Regions from separate parts of the Mus musculus genome. Here region 2 is linked to region 1. The links are chromatin loops, found by intact Hi-C in ENCODE. Cell type or tissue: heart. All regions are shown on one strand.

Evidence for each region. Hi-C counts contacts between places; a loop is a spot of excess contacts. Peaks named below come from ENCODE experiments on the same cell type or tissue, not always from the same donor. Only the 100,000 strongest peaks of a DNase experiment are listed, where the experiment ranks them.
Region 2: it touches region 1 in a loop (4-fold over the local background); 9 of 42 quality-filtered maps call a loop at or near these places.

The regions. Positions count from the first base shown.
Region 1 is chr11:97,094,155-97,102,154 of GRCm38, forward strand. Tbx21 (T-box 21) reads right to left here. Exons shown (of 6, transcript NM_019507.2): 2 at 7,790-7,944; 3 at 7,325-7,446; 4 at 5,773-5,931; 5 at 5,616-5,677; 6 at 3,853-5,224. The coding sequence ends at 4,618. Among named protein-coding and RNA genes, the nearest start is that of Tbx21, 17 kb to the right of the region's middle. In heart, a CTCF peak has its summit at 7,740 (motif pointing right); a DNase peak (open chromatin) is centred at 4,817; H3K4me3 peaks cover 624 bases; H3K27me3 peaks cover 5,244 bases.
Region 2 is chr11:97,171,762-97,179,761 of GRCm38, forward strand. Kpnb1 (karyopherin (importin) beta 1) reads right to left here. Exons shown (of 22, transcript NM_008379.3): 6 at 7,107-7,166; 7 at 6,509-6,598; 8 at 5,485-5,595; 9 at 3,988-4,089; 10 at 1,292-1,516. Among named protein-coding and RNA genes, the nearest start is that of Kpnb1, 12 kb to the right of the region's middle. In heart, CTCF peaks have their summits at 5,298 (motif pointing left) and 5,509; no DNase peak of the experiment used is centred here.

The DNA.
Region 1 (8,000 bases):
AAAGGGAGGGAGGGTGAAGCTGGGCTGGCTTTTCCCTCAGAGTTAAGGACTCTTAACAGGTATGGCTGGCACCTGTTAGTTCTTTGTCTTAAGGAACAGATTGCATGCGAGTGTGGCCTGAGGGTCTTTTGTTGTTGTTGTTCTTTAAGACAGGGTTTCTCTAATATATAGCCCTAGCTGTCCTGAAACTCACTTATGTAGACCAGGCTGGTCTTGAACTCACAGAGAGCCAACTGCCTCTGGGATTAAAGGTGCCACCGCATTCAATACATTCAGGCTTCATAAGCTAATCAAGGTCAGATCCAGCACCCCACTGCCAGCTTCTCTGCAGGGTCACCCTCCTGGATCACCCTATGGGAAGCCCGTGAGAGATAGCCACTTCTCCTATACACCCAAGTGCTCTTAAAGGGACTACCAGAGCCTTGCTATTAAATGTGAGTTGATAAGGATCACCCAGTATTTAAGACTTCAATGTGAAAGAGAATCCAGAGCCCTGATTCTCCACCTTCCTAATGCTGCAACTCTTTAGTAGAATTCCTCATGCTGTGGTGAGAACTGCCCCCCCCACACAAAATCATCTTGTTGCTTCATGACTATAACTTTGAATTGCAATGTAATCATCAGTGCTTTGGAAGGGGGGTCGAGACCCACAGGTTGAGAACCCCTGGTTTAACATCGATGAGACTGGAAATGTAGCTCTCTGGTGGAGTGCCTGCCTAGCACACCTGAGGCCCTGGGTTTGAGCCTCAGTAACATCCACCCACATGCACATACCCACTCCCAGCCTGCCACAGGACTTCAAACCAACATGTGCCATTCAATATTCAGAACACAGAAGATGAAAGAAACACCTAAATTTAAAGTGGATGATCATGAATCAAAATAGCATCATAATTCCAAAGAGAGATGGTATCGACTAAAACATAGTGGAGAAATGCCTTAGGAGTTTGTGGTGTGGAGCTAGATAGGTCAGTGGGTTAAAGCACTGGTTGCTCTTCTGGAGAGTCCTAGGTTCAATTCCCAACACCCACATGGTGGCTCACAACCCTCTGAAATTCCAGTCTCAGGGCATCTGACACCCTCTTCTGACCTCTGTGGGCATCAGGCACTCTACCCAAGTGTACAGCCATAGATGCAGGCAAAACACTAATCCGTATAAAAATGAGCAAGTAAATGAATACAAAAGAATTTAATGCACTGGAAAGATGGCTTAGTGGTTAAGAGCACTGGTTGCTCCTGCAGAGGGCCCAGGTTCAATTCCCAGCATCCACATAGTGGCTCACAACTATCTATAACTCTAGCTCAAAAAACCTTTCTTAACCTTACAGCGTTCCTTTCAAAGACTATTTTTTTTCTTTTCTTTTTTTTTAAAATATTTATTTATTTATTTATTATATGTAAGTATACTGTAGCTGTCTTCAGACACTCCAGAAGAGAGCATCAGATTTTGTCATGGATGGTTGTGAGCCACCATGTGGTTGCTGGGATTTGAACTCAGGACCTTTGGAAGAGCAGTCGGTGCTCTTAACCGCTGAGCCATCTCTCCAGCCCTATTTTTTTTTCTTTTCTTCATTTCAGGGGTGTCTGTGCAAAGAATAGTTCTGCTAGTGAGGAAACTTTTATCACCAACCCACAATTCTCTTATTTCAGCTGGGTTCTGAGAGGTTTGTGTGTGTGTGTACGTGTGTGTGTGTGTGTGTGTGTGTGTGTGTGTGTGTGTTTTGCTTATTTGTATTATTAATCTACAAATTAAAATACAACCATTTTCATTAAGACAAAACATGATTTCTGTAGGGTCACAATTTTATAAACCATTTCTGTTTGTCTAACCCATTGAATGGTAATGTCAGTTATTCAAGTGTAGCAAAATTTGATATCATTTGCAGTTGTCCTTATTCTTTTCCTCACTATAGGGTCTCACTGTGCAGCCTGGGTTGGTCTCCAACTGTCTGCCTTCCTGTCTCAGTCACCCGAGTGCTGAGTTTGCAGGCACTTGCCACCTCAACTGGCTTGAATTGTTTTGTTTTTTTTTTAATTTTAGGGTGTGGAGCAGTGGCTCATCAGTTGAGAGCATCTGATGATGTCACAGAGGGCCTGAGTTTGGTTCCCACCAAACCATCACTGATCTGGAGGCTCAAAACCACATCTGACTCCAGCTTCAGGGAATCTGATACCCACTTCTGGTTTCCATGGCACCCACACAAATATACACATACACAGCTGGGTGTGGTGGGGCACATCTTTGATCCCAGCTCTCAGGAAGCAGAGGCAGGTGGATCTCTGTAAGTTTGAGGCCAGCCTGGTCTATGTTGTAAGGCCAACCTGGAAATCAGAACAATCTTTTGAGGTTGGTTCTCTTCTTGCCAAGTTAAAACTGTTCTCTTCCCCACTGTTTTCCTACTGTCCTACTGTGCCAGTCATCTGGTAAGCTGCCAAGACACCCTCCTGTCTCTGCCTCCCATCTCTTAGGAGCTCTGGGATGGCAGATGTGTGCTACCAGATTCAGCTGTTGCATGAATTCAAGGCATCAAGCTTGGGTGGTCAGTCTGTGCATGCAGCTAGCCATTTACCCCTGACTCAAATTCTCTCTCTCTCTCTCTCTCTCTCTCTCTCTCTCTCTCTCTCTCTCTCTCTCTCAGAAACAGAGAGCTAGAAAGCTGGGCATGGTGGTTTGTGTCTGTAATCCTAGCTCTTGGGAGGATGAGACGGGAGGATCACCGTGAATTGGAAGCCAGCCTGGGTTACAACATAATCTTTAAGCTGTTTGTAGACACAGTTCCAAAGGCAGCAGAGAACTTCCGTGCTCTGAGCTCTGTCTGGAGAGATAGGATTTGGGTGTAAGGGTTCCTACTCTCACACAGTAATTCTAGGATTCATGTGCCAAGGTGGTGATGTCACACACCACCGTGGCACTGGCGGCAGGTCCATCTACAGGGAGAAGTTGGAGCATGAGAACTTCATCCTGAAGCGCCCTGGTCATTGGCATCTTGTCCATGCAAATGCTGGACCAAACATTAATGCTTCCCACTGGTTTTTCACCTGCATTGCCAAGACTGAGGGGAAGGGGAGAGAAGGCATGAACATCGTGGAAGCCATGGAGTGTTTGGGGGTCCAGGAATGGCAAAACCAGGAGGAAAATAAGATCCCCACTTCCAACCATGGACAACTCTAATTCTTTTGACTTTCGAGCATCTTACCCACCAGACCATTCCTTCTGTAGCTCAGGAAAGCACCCCCACGTCATCTGCTCGCAACACCCTGTAATCTCTGCTCTCACTGAAGTGCCTGGGGTCCCATATTTCCCTTCTTCCCCTCCAAGTCTAGCTGGATTTCAGAGTTAAGTTTATGGTTATGAATGAAAACTAAATAAGAGGGGTGGGGGGAAAAGAGAGAGGAGAGCTCCCACACTGAGGACTTCATCAAGCGCTAATCCTGCCCGAGTGTGTACTAAGGTGACTCATGTGGAATTGCTAGTGTATGCCTGATCGTGACCTACAAAAGAGTGGCAACATCACATGGTATAATTTCTACTTATGCCTTTAACACTTGAACAAACTCCTAAAAAATGGAGAGTGATGCAAAGATAAATCAAGAGTCCTGGCTTTCCTAAACTCCACCCGACCCAGCCTGGTCCTAACCTTGCTCCCACACTGCCTCCCTCCAGGGTTCTGAGCAGGCAACATAGGCTGAGGGGCTCTTTGGTCACAATACACCTTTGGTCACATGTGGTGGCATGAACCATCAGCTGGAGTGCTGAGGACAAGACATACTCTGAGTTTATCCCTAAGTGGGGTCACTTTAGGTTCCTGGCAGTTACCCCCCAAAATCAAGAGCCCACAGGACAACTTTGCTAGATCAGCAAACTTTGATCCACACACACACACCTCCTACCGACCAGCCACAGAAGGAGGGCGTGTTTACCAGGTCCATGTTTATTTCCAGAAAGTGATGCAAAACAGAAGAAATACATCCAGACACCACTCTCTACAATAAATAGCCTCCCCCCTCCCGAAGAAATAAAAAAGAGACACCCGTGTGTGTACACACCGGTTCAAAGTGACCTCGCCTGGTGAAATGTGCACCCTTCAAACCCTTCCTCTGCACCCACCCTCTCTTGTCTCCTCGCAGGTGGCCCAGTCCGCCCGCAGTCACCTGAGTCTTCTCTGTTTGGCTGGCTGTTGTAAAAATGCGTGTATCTTCACTTTCAGGTCAGAGATTAACACAGGTGTCAGACCAACAGTTGAAAGTTACTGACTGGACAGGGGAAGAGAGCAGCTCTCCTGGACTCCCCACCCCGACCCCTCCACCTCGCAGAAAGCCATGAAGTCCCTCTGGGTCCAAAACTCTCTGGAGTCCATTCTCCGTTCTCCATGGAACCATGGGGTCAGAAGCAGCACCAGGTTCGTGACTGTAGTTCGGGCAGAGAAAGGGGCAGGGGACACTCCTGTCGTATTTCCTTGTGGGCCAGGAAACAAGAAGTAAACCCCAGAATCCTTCTTGCCCCGCTTCCTCTCCAACCAATCACTATACAGGGAAGGGATGGGGAAGAGCTCGGGGCTCTCAGCCCCGCGTCTGTTTTCTAAGTTAGTGGGCACCTTCCAATTCAGCGGCATTTTCTCAGTTGGGAAAATAATTATAAAACTGGCCTTCGGTTTCCTTATCAAAAGGAGAAGGGGCCCCAGCGGGAGAGGAGCTGTCGCCACTGGAAGGATAGGGGGATATCCTCCTCCTCTTAGTGTCTCCTTCGCCTAGTCCTGAGTCGCTGGGCTCCGGCTGGAGGGAGGTGACCTCAGGCCACAGCGAGGGGGAGGAGCCCTGTTCCTCTGAGGATCCCAGGCCCGGGTCCATGGGCAGAGTTCGCATGGGCCGGAACCAGCCAGCTGGGCTCATCTTGGGCGGGTATTGAGGGGCCACGGGCCAACCAGCTCCAGGCGCCAGGACGTCTTGGCCCCGGTAGTAGGGCACAGTGGGCCCCGGGGCAGAGGGTAGGAGTGTGGGCTTCATGCTCACAGCTCGGAACTCCGCTTCATAACTGTGTTCCCGAGGTGTCCCCAGCCAGTAAGGCTGTGAGATCATATCCTTGGGCTGGCCTGGAAGGTCGGGGTAGAAACGGCTGGGAACAGGATACTGGTTGGATAGAAGAGGTGAGAAGGGGTCTCCCCCAAGCAGTTGACAGTTGGGTCCAGGTGGCGAGGGGACACTCGTATCAACAGATGCGTACATGCTAAAAAATAAATAAAAATAAAAACAATGAATGAGGGGGCTAGAGAGATGGCTCAGCAGTTAAGAGCACTGGCTGCTTGCTCTTCCAGAGGTCCTGAGTTCAATTCCCAACAACCACATGGTGGCTCACAGCCGTCTGTAATGAGATCCAATGCCCTCTTCTGGTGTGTCTGAAGACAGCTACTGTGTACTCGTATAAATAAAATAAATACAGAGAGACAGAGACAGAGAGAGACAGAGAGAGACAGAGAGAGAGAAAGAGAGATCAAGGCTATATTAGGCTTCTAATATGATGGTCCCCAGACCCCTGAAGCAGAGACAGGGCATGTTGAGCACTGAACCACAGTCCCATCTCAGAAAGACCAAAGGGGATTTGAACTCAGAACACTTACGACTCAAAGTTCTCCCGGAATCCTTTGGCAAAGGGGTTGTTGTCGATTTTCAGCTGAGTGATCTAGAGACGGGGAAATAGAGTTCTCTGAGTCCCCTCTTCCTCCTCAAGAAGTCTGTCCCACCCTCCCTCTGGCAGATGCCCGTCCCCGGGCTCACCTCTGCGTTCTGGTAGGCAGTCACTGCAATGAACTGGGTCTCTTGGAAAGTAAAGACGTGTGTGTTAGAAGCACTGCAGGCAGCCTCTGGCTCTCCATCATTCACCTCCACGATGTGCAGCCGGGGCTGGTACTTGTGGAGAGACTGCAGGACGATCATCTGGAGAGGGGCCAGGGGGTGACAGGGTCACGGAAGGAGCTGGAAGGAAGGTCCTCCTGACCTCAAGCTGGCCTCATCTCTAGATGCACTCTCCTACGTAACTACTAGCCCCACAGTGAGACAGACTAGAAAGGATGCCTGAGTTCATCTTGTGGCTTCGACCACCTTACCACCATGCAACTTCCCCTAAGCATCCCTACTGGAACTCACCAAGTAGGCTGGCTGGCCAGTGAGCCCTAGGGATCCACCTGTGTCCCCGCCACCCGCTCCCAGTGTTTAAATAACTGGTTCATGCCATTACAACTGGCTTTTCTTTTCTCTTTTAACCTAGGTTCTAGGGATGAAACTCAGGTCTTTGTCTTTCAAGGGAAACACTTTACCAACTGAATCTTCTCTCCAGCTCCAGGTTTTGTTTTGTTGTTTAATTTAAAAAAACAAAAAACAAAAAAACAAAACAGGACTGGGTCTGTGGAGATGGCTCATCAGATAAAGGCATTTGCTGCCAAGCCTGGCGACCTGAGTTTGATCCCTGGGATCCACGTGGTAGAAAAAGGGAATCAACTTCAGCAAGTTGTCCTCTGACCTCCACAAACACATCATAGCAACTTACTCCCCCACAACTAACTAACTGAGTAACTTACTAAGTAAATAACTACATAAGTAGATAGATGATAGATAGATAGATAGATAGATAGATAGATAGATAGATAGATAGATAGATAGATAGATGGATGGATGGATGGATGGATAGATGGATGGATGGATAGATGGATAAATGGATGGATGGATGGATGGATGGATGGATAGATGGATGGATGGATAGATGGATAAATGGATGGATGGATGGATGGATGGATGGATGGATGGATGGATGAAGTAAATGTGTAAAACAAACCAAAACAAGACCCATAATTGTTCAATGTAAAGTCACTTTCACACTGAACATCCATTCCCTGAAGCTCTAGGACCATCTCGGTGACAGATCATGATCTAGTGAAGAAGCCCTCATGTTGTTCTGACTTGTGTTGACCCAGGAGCAACCACTGCCAGAGATCCAGTGTCCACCCATCTCATTGTCTCCCAAAGATGGGTAGGAAAGACTCATAGAGAGGAAGAAAAGGAGCCGGGGCATAGAGCAGCTCAATTGCTAGCACCTTTGTCTAGTCTGGTGCAATATCTGATTGAACCACATCAATCAGGCCTGGTGGTGCATGCCTGTGATCTCACCCTCAGGAGCAGATGGAACAGAAGTTCATGGTTATCCTTGGCTATGTAGGGAAGAGAGGAGAAGAGGAGAGGAGAGGAGACGAGACTCCAACAGTACAAAGTGGGTCTTAGGAAATGTCAGGGGGTAGATCTCAGACATATAGGCAGGTGGGTCTGACAATCCTACCTGGGTCACATTGTTGGAAGCCCCCTTGTTGTTGGTGAGCTTTAGCTTCCCAAATGAAACTTCCTGGCGCATCCAGTGGGCTCCGGTGTTGGGGGAGTCTGGGTGGACATATAAGCGGTTCCCTGTGGACAGTTAACCTTATTGTCAAGTATCGACCAGACACTGGAGATGTGGGATTTTGCCTCTTCTGAGTGGACCGTGAGAAAGATGCAAGGGAGAGGACAGACAGGCTGAGCAGGGGCAGATAAGGGCAGAGGACTGAGCAGAGTGAGTCTCTTTCTCCCTCCCCCACTCCCCACCTCAGTTAAATCAAATTAGAGAAGAGGTAAGAAGCCAAAGGAAGGGTGAGGTGGGTGGATAGGCTGTAGGGTTCAATCCTTCACATCGGGGTAAGGGCTTGAGTAATCCACCAGGGGGCGCCCTGTCTAGGAGGAAACGCATGCCCACCACTCCCGAAGCTTGTACCTGGCATGCTGCCTTCTGCCTTTCCACACTGCACCCACTTGCCGCTCTGGTACCGCCAGTGGTGCTGGTCCACCAAGACCACATCCACAAACATCCTGTAATGGCTTGTGGGCTCCAGCCCGGCCACGGTGAAGGACAGGAATGGGAACATTCGCCTGTGGGGAACAGAGAAGTTCCAGGGACCATCAGCCAGGGCTCAGTGGCAGTCACC
Region 2 (8,000 bases), 78 kb after region 1:
TCAGAAGAAATACTCACGGGCATTGTGGCACATGCCTGTATCTGCAGCACTTGGGATCTAAGGGCAGCGAAGGGCACCCGTGGCTAGTATGTGTTATGTATGTACCAGGTTTGATGCCAGCCTGAGTTACAAAGACCTCATGTGAAATAGTAACAATCCCTGGCCCCATATAATGATAGAATGTTCTTAGATCCTTTGTAAAACAAAATAATAACAGTAAACAAAACAGTTTAAAATGTTCTTTCCCTTCACCAAATTCCATATATGATTCAAGATTGTAGTGGATACTTTCAAGCAGTCTATATGGAACAGGTAAAGACAAGAAGTGATCACAGTGGCACTGGCTTCTATCCTGACAGACTCAGTTCTTTATGCACAAAATTAAATTACCATGAGCTCTTCTGTCATTTATACCAGCAAAATAAAAATATTTCCATAAGAAAGACTACATTACATAATGTAAATTTTGTTCAAAGACTAGAATAATACCATTAAAAATTATAGAAATGGGGGGGTGAGCCTATCTACCCAACACTTGGGTAGTGGAAGTAGAAAAATCTGGAGTTCAAGGCCAGCATCACCCCACATCCTGATTTAAGGCCCAACACACAGGACCCTAAACAAACAAACAAACAAACAAACAAACAAACAAACACAGAGTAAATGGCTAAGCACTGCACAGTATAATTCCCATTTGCTTAGAAGGCTGAGTGAAGACATTCGTTGTGAGCCCTGGAGCTCAGAGCTAGTGGATATGGCAGCACTCACAGGCTGAGGCAGTAGGCTACCCTGGGATATATGTGGAGGCTCTCCAGTCCAAAAGCAACAGGAAAATGCTTACAATGTAGCATTTAAAAAAAAGAAAATAAGAAAAGATCCTGGTAAGACAATCTTCATAGTGAGAGCTCCATATCCTGCTCTCCAAAAATTACAGAAAACAAGTGCTAAGTTAAGAGATATAAGGTAAAGCCTTTTCTTTTTTTCAAGTTTCTTGGTCATGACTAAATTTTAAAAGTTATATATTTCACCATTAATGACAAGAAACTATACTAAGACAGGAAATGTATTGCATAGCATAGGATGGTCTCACTATTATCCAGTTAAGGGTGGCACCCTTGAGCAACTGACCTGTTAATCCCCACAAGAATGTGTGATTTGGGTTTGTAGGCCTGTGCTACGAACCATTCAATTATTTGGAAATCTTTGTGATTATTTAGAGTCACACATATATTACATGTGCGCACTCTCCACCCCCATTCCATTTCAAATCTAAAACTTCCCCGGGCTTTACCTGTATGACTAATGGTTTCAGTTGATTAGGCTCTGGTCCTTCCAAGATACTGCCAAAAGCCATCACTGCTGCATCCCGGTATCGCCAGTCAGGGTTCTTGATGTGCTCTTTAATAAAGGGAAGGACATGCGGCACAATGTCATCTTCACAGCAGGTGGACAGGAGCATGAGGCACACCCCAGCTGCTTTGCAAGGGTTCCAGTCATCGTCGTCATCGTTTTCATCCTGGTGACAGATGTGGCACTACGTAAGCTTTGCTTTGCTTTTTTTTTTTTTTTTTTTTTTTTTTGAGACAGGATTTCTCTGTGTAGCCCTGGCTGTCCTGCAACCAGGCTGGCCTCAAACTCAGAAATCCACCTGTCTCTGCCTCCCCAGTGCTGGGATTAAAGGCGTGCGCCACCACGCCCAGCCTAAGTAAGCTTTTCTTGCAATGAATTCACTTAGAAGGCTTGCTATATACTCCCAAGTATCATTAGAGCTTAATCAGGGAGTAAAATATAAAACACTGATTTAAAAAAACAAAAAACTTTTTTCACATTTCATCACAGCATAACCTACGTCACCCCAAGAAACAGATGGAAGAATACAATTATCATGTACAATAGAATTAAGAAACCTCCACTACCTATAAGAATGCCCAGGCTGGTGGAGCACACCTGTAAAAGTAAGACTTAAGAGCCTGAGGAAAGAGGACTATCTTAGTTTGAGACTAACCAGGTGTACAACGATCCTGTCTCAAACCAACAGCAGGTGGAAATGTAGCTGTTGGTAGAGGGCTTGCAAAGCCTGAGACTGGTTGTCAACAATACATATAGCAGCCATGCTACAACACCCCTGTAACTCCAACACTGGTAGGTGGAAAAAGGGTCAAAGTATATATCAAGTTTGAGATAAGCCTGTGATACATGCAACCCTGTCTCAAAAAAGAAAAAAAAAAAGTCTGTTCAGGAGGAAAAAATATAGCAAATATATTCAAAAGTAAAGGCATTCCTGGTAAGCATTGCAGATGCTGGAGAGATGTAGAGGGGCTTGTCTTCAATAGCTACTAGCTCCAGACCTGATACCCTCTCTAGGCCTCCAAGAATAGCAGCCACACAAATGGTGTACAGACATATGGAAGCAACACACACAGAGACATACATTTAAAAAAAAGGGTCAAAGCTATTAAACTTGCATATTCCTAACAAACTCTGAGACTGATATGCACCGAGAAACATGTACATTCCGGCACAGAATACTTCACAGCTCAGAGTCACACAGGACACTGCGAGATTCTCTTAGTAACAGTTCATAAACATGATAACAGGAAACAATGCAATGGATAAAGTGAGGAGAGCAGTGGTATAAAATCCAGTGCTCATGAGACCTCTGGCTGCCTTTAGTCCCAGCACTCAGGAGGCAGAGACAGGTGGAACTCTGTGCTCCAGGTCAGCATGGGGTACAAAGTGGAGTTCCAGGACAGTCAGGGCTACACAGAGAAACCCTGCCTCAAAAAGCTTAAACAAGCCAGGCGTGGTGGCACATGCCTTTAATCCCAGCACTTGAGAGGCAGAGGCAGGCAAATCTCTGAGTTTGAGGCCAGCATACTCTACAGAGTGAGTTCCAGGACAGCCAGGGCTACACAGAGAAAACCTATCTCAAAAAACAAAACAAAACAAAAAAAAAGCTTAAACAAAACAAAAAAACCTAAGAATGTTGTATGTACCCATCACTTAGATCTTCAAGACAGCTTTGATTTTGATTTTGTAATGAACCTTTCTTTGTGAATTTTAGGCCAGTCTGGTCTACAGAATTCCAGGAAAGCAAAGGCTACTCAGAGAAATTCTGTCTTAAGAAAATAGAACAAAAAGACAACTTGCTCTTGTTTACAAATATGAATGAATGTGTTTAAAATATGTGTATGCATGTGTCTGTGAAGGCAGGCCAGAAATACAGGTCTTCCTGGAGTTGGCAGCTGTAGCTACTTGAGTCCAGTACTCACTCTCAACCCCTGAGCCATCACTTAGCCATTGTAATGAATAATAACTGACATGGAAGGCTTTGGATTAGGTTCCAGGGTTCTTTTGACAGATCTCACTAGGTAGCCAAGTGAATTTGAATTTCTGATCCTCCCACCTCCAGATCCTAGTGTTAGGATCACAGGCACACACCTTGTTTTAGGTGGCCCTGAAGACCTAACCTCAGGGCTTCATACATGATGGTGGGTAAGCACTCTGCCACTGAGCTCAAATTCCCAGCCCCTAACAAGTATTTTTCATGGGTTAAGAGTCCTTTTTTGGATGTGTCCAACTTTATTCGTTTTTAAAAATACATACATAAATCCAATGATTTCATGAAACTATTGCAGATACTAAAACAGACTTTTAAGAGCCCTATAGGTAGCATATCAATTCTACTTTTTCTTTTTCTTCTTTGAAGCAGAGGGAACAGGTGCATGCCAGGCAAGCTTCCTGCTACTACCCACAACCTATCTTTATTGGAACTTATACAAAACACATGTTTCATGAGTATAAATGCTATAGCATTCATGAAATCACAGCAATGCAAGGTTTGTTCACAACCAAAATGTTTGAAACACTCAGGCACAACTCAGTGGCTCAGCTCAGCTAGTCCCAAGTTGAGTCATCCACAACAGATGGCGCCAACGTCATGCATGGAAGCTGTTCCCTACGGAACCAACCAGTCTAGAGGCTCACCTGTTTAGTCAGTGTCTGTGTGAGGATGGGCACCAAGTACTGCAGTGCTCCCTTGGCGTAAAATTTGCTGGTGTGCTCCGGGGGGCGTCCTTGCTCTGCTGCCTGAGGAGAAACACAAAGTACACAAGTTGTTATGATGAATGCTACGACCTACAGTAAGAACGACAGCAGGTATATAATGCCAGGGTTGTGTTCGCTGTGGTATTTGGAGCTGGTGGCCATACTCTGATCAACGTCAGCATTATGTAGCACACATATGCAGATCTATGCACCACGTTCCTGTATATTAAAGGACCATGCCTACTTTTAGAACTACATTCTTAGACTGGGGATGAACCTCAGTTGCTACAGTGCTTCTCTTGCGTGTGCAAAGCCTGTGGTTTAGTCCCCAACACTGCACAAGTCAGTGGGAGATGATCCATACTTAGCAGATGGGAGACAGAATCAGAAACTCAGGGTCATCCCTGAATACATTAAAAAGAAAAAAACTATTAATAACCTGACATCTAGTGCTAGAAAGATAACCCAGTCTAGTAAAATGTTTGCAAAGTTTCCTGTCCAGATCGCACATGAGAAAACTGTGTGCTGCCCGACACAGTGGTGCATGCTTTCAACAGCACTTGACAGGCAGTGGGACACATGAGCTCTAGGACAGCTAGAGCTACATAGTCAGACCCTGTTTTAAAAACAAAACAGAAAACAACTGGCTATGATTTACAAGTTCATAATCCTAGCACTACAGTGCAGAGAGAGTAGAGTCCTAGGCTCACTGGCTACCAGCCCCACCAGCAAGCCCCAAGTCCTATGAAACAAGTTCTCAAAAAACCCCCAGGGCTGGTGAGATGGCTCAGTGGGTAAGAGCATCCGACTGCTCTTCCAAAGTTCTGGAGTTCAAATCCCAGCAACCACATGGTGGCTCACAACCATCCGTAACGAGATCTGACTCCCTCTTCTGGAGTGTCTGAAGACAGCTACAGTGTATTTACATATAATTAATTAATTAATTAATTAAAACAAAAACAAAAACAAGATGGATAGGAACACCTGAGGCTGTTCTGTATTTTCAAAACACACAGGAAATGTATATGAAAAATCAACTAAGTCTGATATACAGTGCTTTTTTGGCTCACGAGATACACAAGGGTCACTCAAGATAAAGTTGCTCAAGGTCCCCAGTCAGAGACACCCTTTCCCCATAGCTGACTACTTCTCCAGAGCTGGTAAGTTGTCAATTACACATCTTGGTCCTAAGGAAACAATTCCCTGCGGCCACTTCAGTAAGCTGACAATCTGCTGCCCCCTTGTGTTCACAACAGAACTACCAGTATAAATACCTGAAACTGGCAAAAACATGCATTGTCTTATTAGTAAGGGAATCTGGTAAGCCGAAAAACAATCTCTACAGTCACCCAGCCAGAACAGAACCCCTCCAGGAGATGATGTGTCAAGCCCTGACACAATGGCAGCTCTTCTCAGAGAGGCTCACCCCAGGCTCACCTCTGAAGCCTCAATGGCCAAATCCATTTCCTCATCACAGACATTGGACCAGAACTCTATCCCTTGGAGAGCCACCTCATCAATGTCACTTTTCATTGCTTCAATTGTGATCTGAAAGGAAAAAAGACACCAAGTCAGACACCTTTTTAACCACACATTCAAGATTAAAAAAATACAGCTGGGCAGTGGTGGCGCATGCCTTTAATCCTAGCACTTGGGAGAAACCCTGCCTCTAAAAAAGAAAAACAAACAGATTAAAAAAATACAATTTGTGGGCTCAGTGGTTAAGAGCACTGACTGCTCTTTCAGAGGTCCTGAGTTCAATTCCCAGCAACCACATGAAAGCTCACAACCATCTGTAATGGGATGCAATGCCCTCTTCTGGTGTGTCTAAAGACAGCAACAATGTCCTCATATACGTAAAATAGATAATTCTAAAAAATAAATAAAGCAATTTGTGTAGTGTAGTTGAGTACAAAAAACAAAAAGCCTTGCAAAATATCAGTTAAAATATCTTATTGAATGCACACCTCTAATTACAACAATCCTAGCACTACTCGGCACTCAGGAGGCAGAGGCAGCCTGGCTAGCCTAGTCTACAGAGTTCAAGGCTAGCCTAGTCTACAGAGCAAGCTCCAGGACAGCCAGGGTCACAGGGACCCTGTTTGGAGTGTTGGTGGTAGACATATATATATATAATGCCAAAGAAAGCAGACATCTTCTTGGCATATAAAGTTAAAATTACCATTCATCAGGGGACTCACACCTATAATTCCAGCCCTAAAGAGGATTGTTGAGTTTGAGGCCACTCTGGACTATATAGTGAGCTTCAGACCAACTGGAACTATGTATGGTGTGAAACACTGTCTCACAAAAATAAACAACAAGCCTTAACACCCATACTCAAGTAATTTTCTTGACTTTATAATATTAAGTTTCTAAAAACCCACAGAATTACAAAATAGTAATTAAAAATAATGAGCCCAGCAACTAACTACAAGTTCAAATTACATAAAATACTTACTGCAAAAAGGGCAGGACCCATGTATGTCTCCATGTACTGGTAATACAAGGACATTATCTTCACTAGATTCTGTAAAGCAGCCACTCTTACCTTTTAGGAACAGATGCAACAGTTACTAAGAAAGCAAACAGTCTGCGAAGGAAGACTTAATGACTAAAGGCACCTCTGAGTAACGCTGTCACCTACCCCCTCCATTTTAAACATCTCTTCTTGTATATTCAGTCTGCCCCCCTCCATGTACCATGAGGAAAACCCACAGAAGGGTTAAACCTACTGGTGCTACCCAGACCAAGTCATTCCTTTCACTAACTTCCAGGGTCAAATTTAGGTCACAGCAGTAGTAACGCGCCGTTCATTTCAATGTCTACAATGTCTACACTGAACAACTCATGGCACTAAATTAGCAAAGGTGGTCAAAACCTTCTCTATCGTTAAGAGAGTAATAGTATCTATCTATTACGTATGTTGAAGAAAACTTTCATTAGCAAGGTTACTCAAACTTTATTTAATTCAATGATTCCCTAAATCTCCAAATGGCTGATAAGAGTGTTTCCTAGGAAGACAGGGAGAGAGAATTTTCAAATAGCAACAAACTTACCCTTGTGTCTGGACACTGTGTGGCTTCACAGACCACTTGCATGATAAAGTGCCTTTCAGACTGCAGAAAGGAAAAGAGCATTAGGAATGAATTAACTCCATGTAGGAAGCGTCAAGACTCCACAAGAAAGGCATCAGGGGGACAGAGAGACCAAGACTGTCACAAGGCTAACAACAGCTGGTGAGAAGAGGAAAAACCAAAACCAAACCCTACACGTGGGAAAACCACTTTCCTTATATGGAATTTTTAAGATTAGCGCATGTGTAGAGGGAGAACAGGGAAATCTCATTAGTTTCAGGCTAGCATGTTTTATAATGGATTCTAGGTTAGCCAGGGTTATAGAGAGTGAACTCTATACCTCAAAAAAAAAAAAAAAATAAAGGTATTCAGAACATTTGGTTTCTGAGACAAATTTTTTCTGTGAAAGATAAATTCACATCAAACACGGTAAAGAGCAAACAGAACAGTTAACTTCACTGTTAACTCTTTGTGATCTCAAAGGAAAATTCCATTTCTGGACCAATTATAATTAGTTTGCTCTGAATCTGGGCATGGTGGCGTACACCTTTAATCCCAGCATTCAGAGCCTGTCTCATACAAAACAGAAAACAAAGTAACCAATCACACATACACAAATTAGTTTGCTGTGCTATCCTAGCTCTCACAACCCAAGGCCAAGAAACAAAAACTGATCCAAGGTGTCAATGAACATAAATCAAAAAATATTTTCAGACCATATGACTCAGTAATCCCACTTCTGAGTATAGGCTAAAATGCACTGAAGTCAGCTTTCAAAAACCATCCACATGCTCACTTTCCCCGGGCACTGTTCACAGTATCCGAAAGGCAAAAGCTACCCAAAATGGATGACTTGATATACAAAATGCAATACAT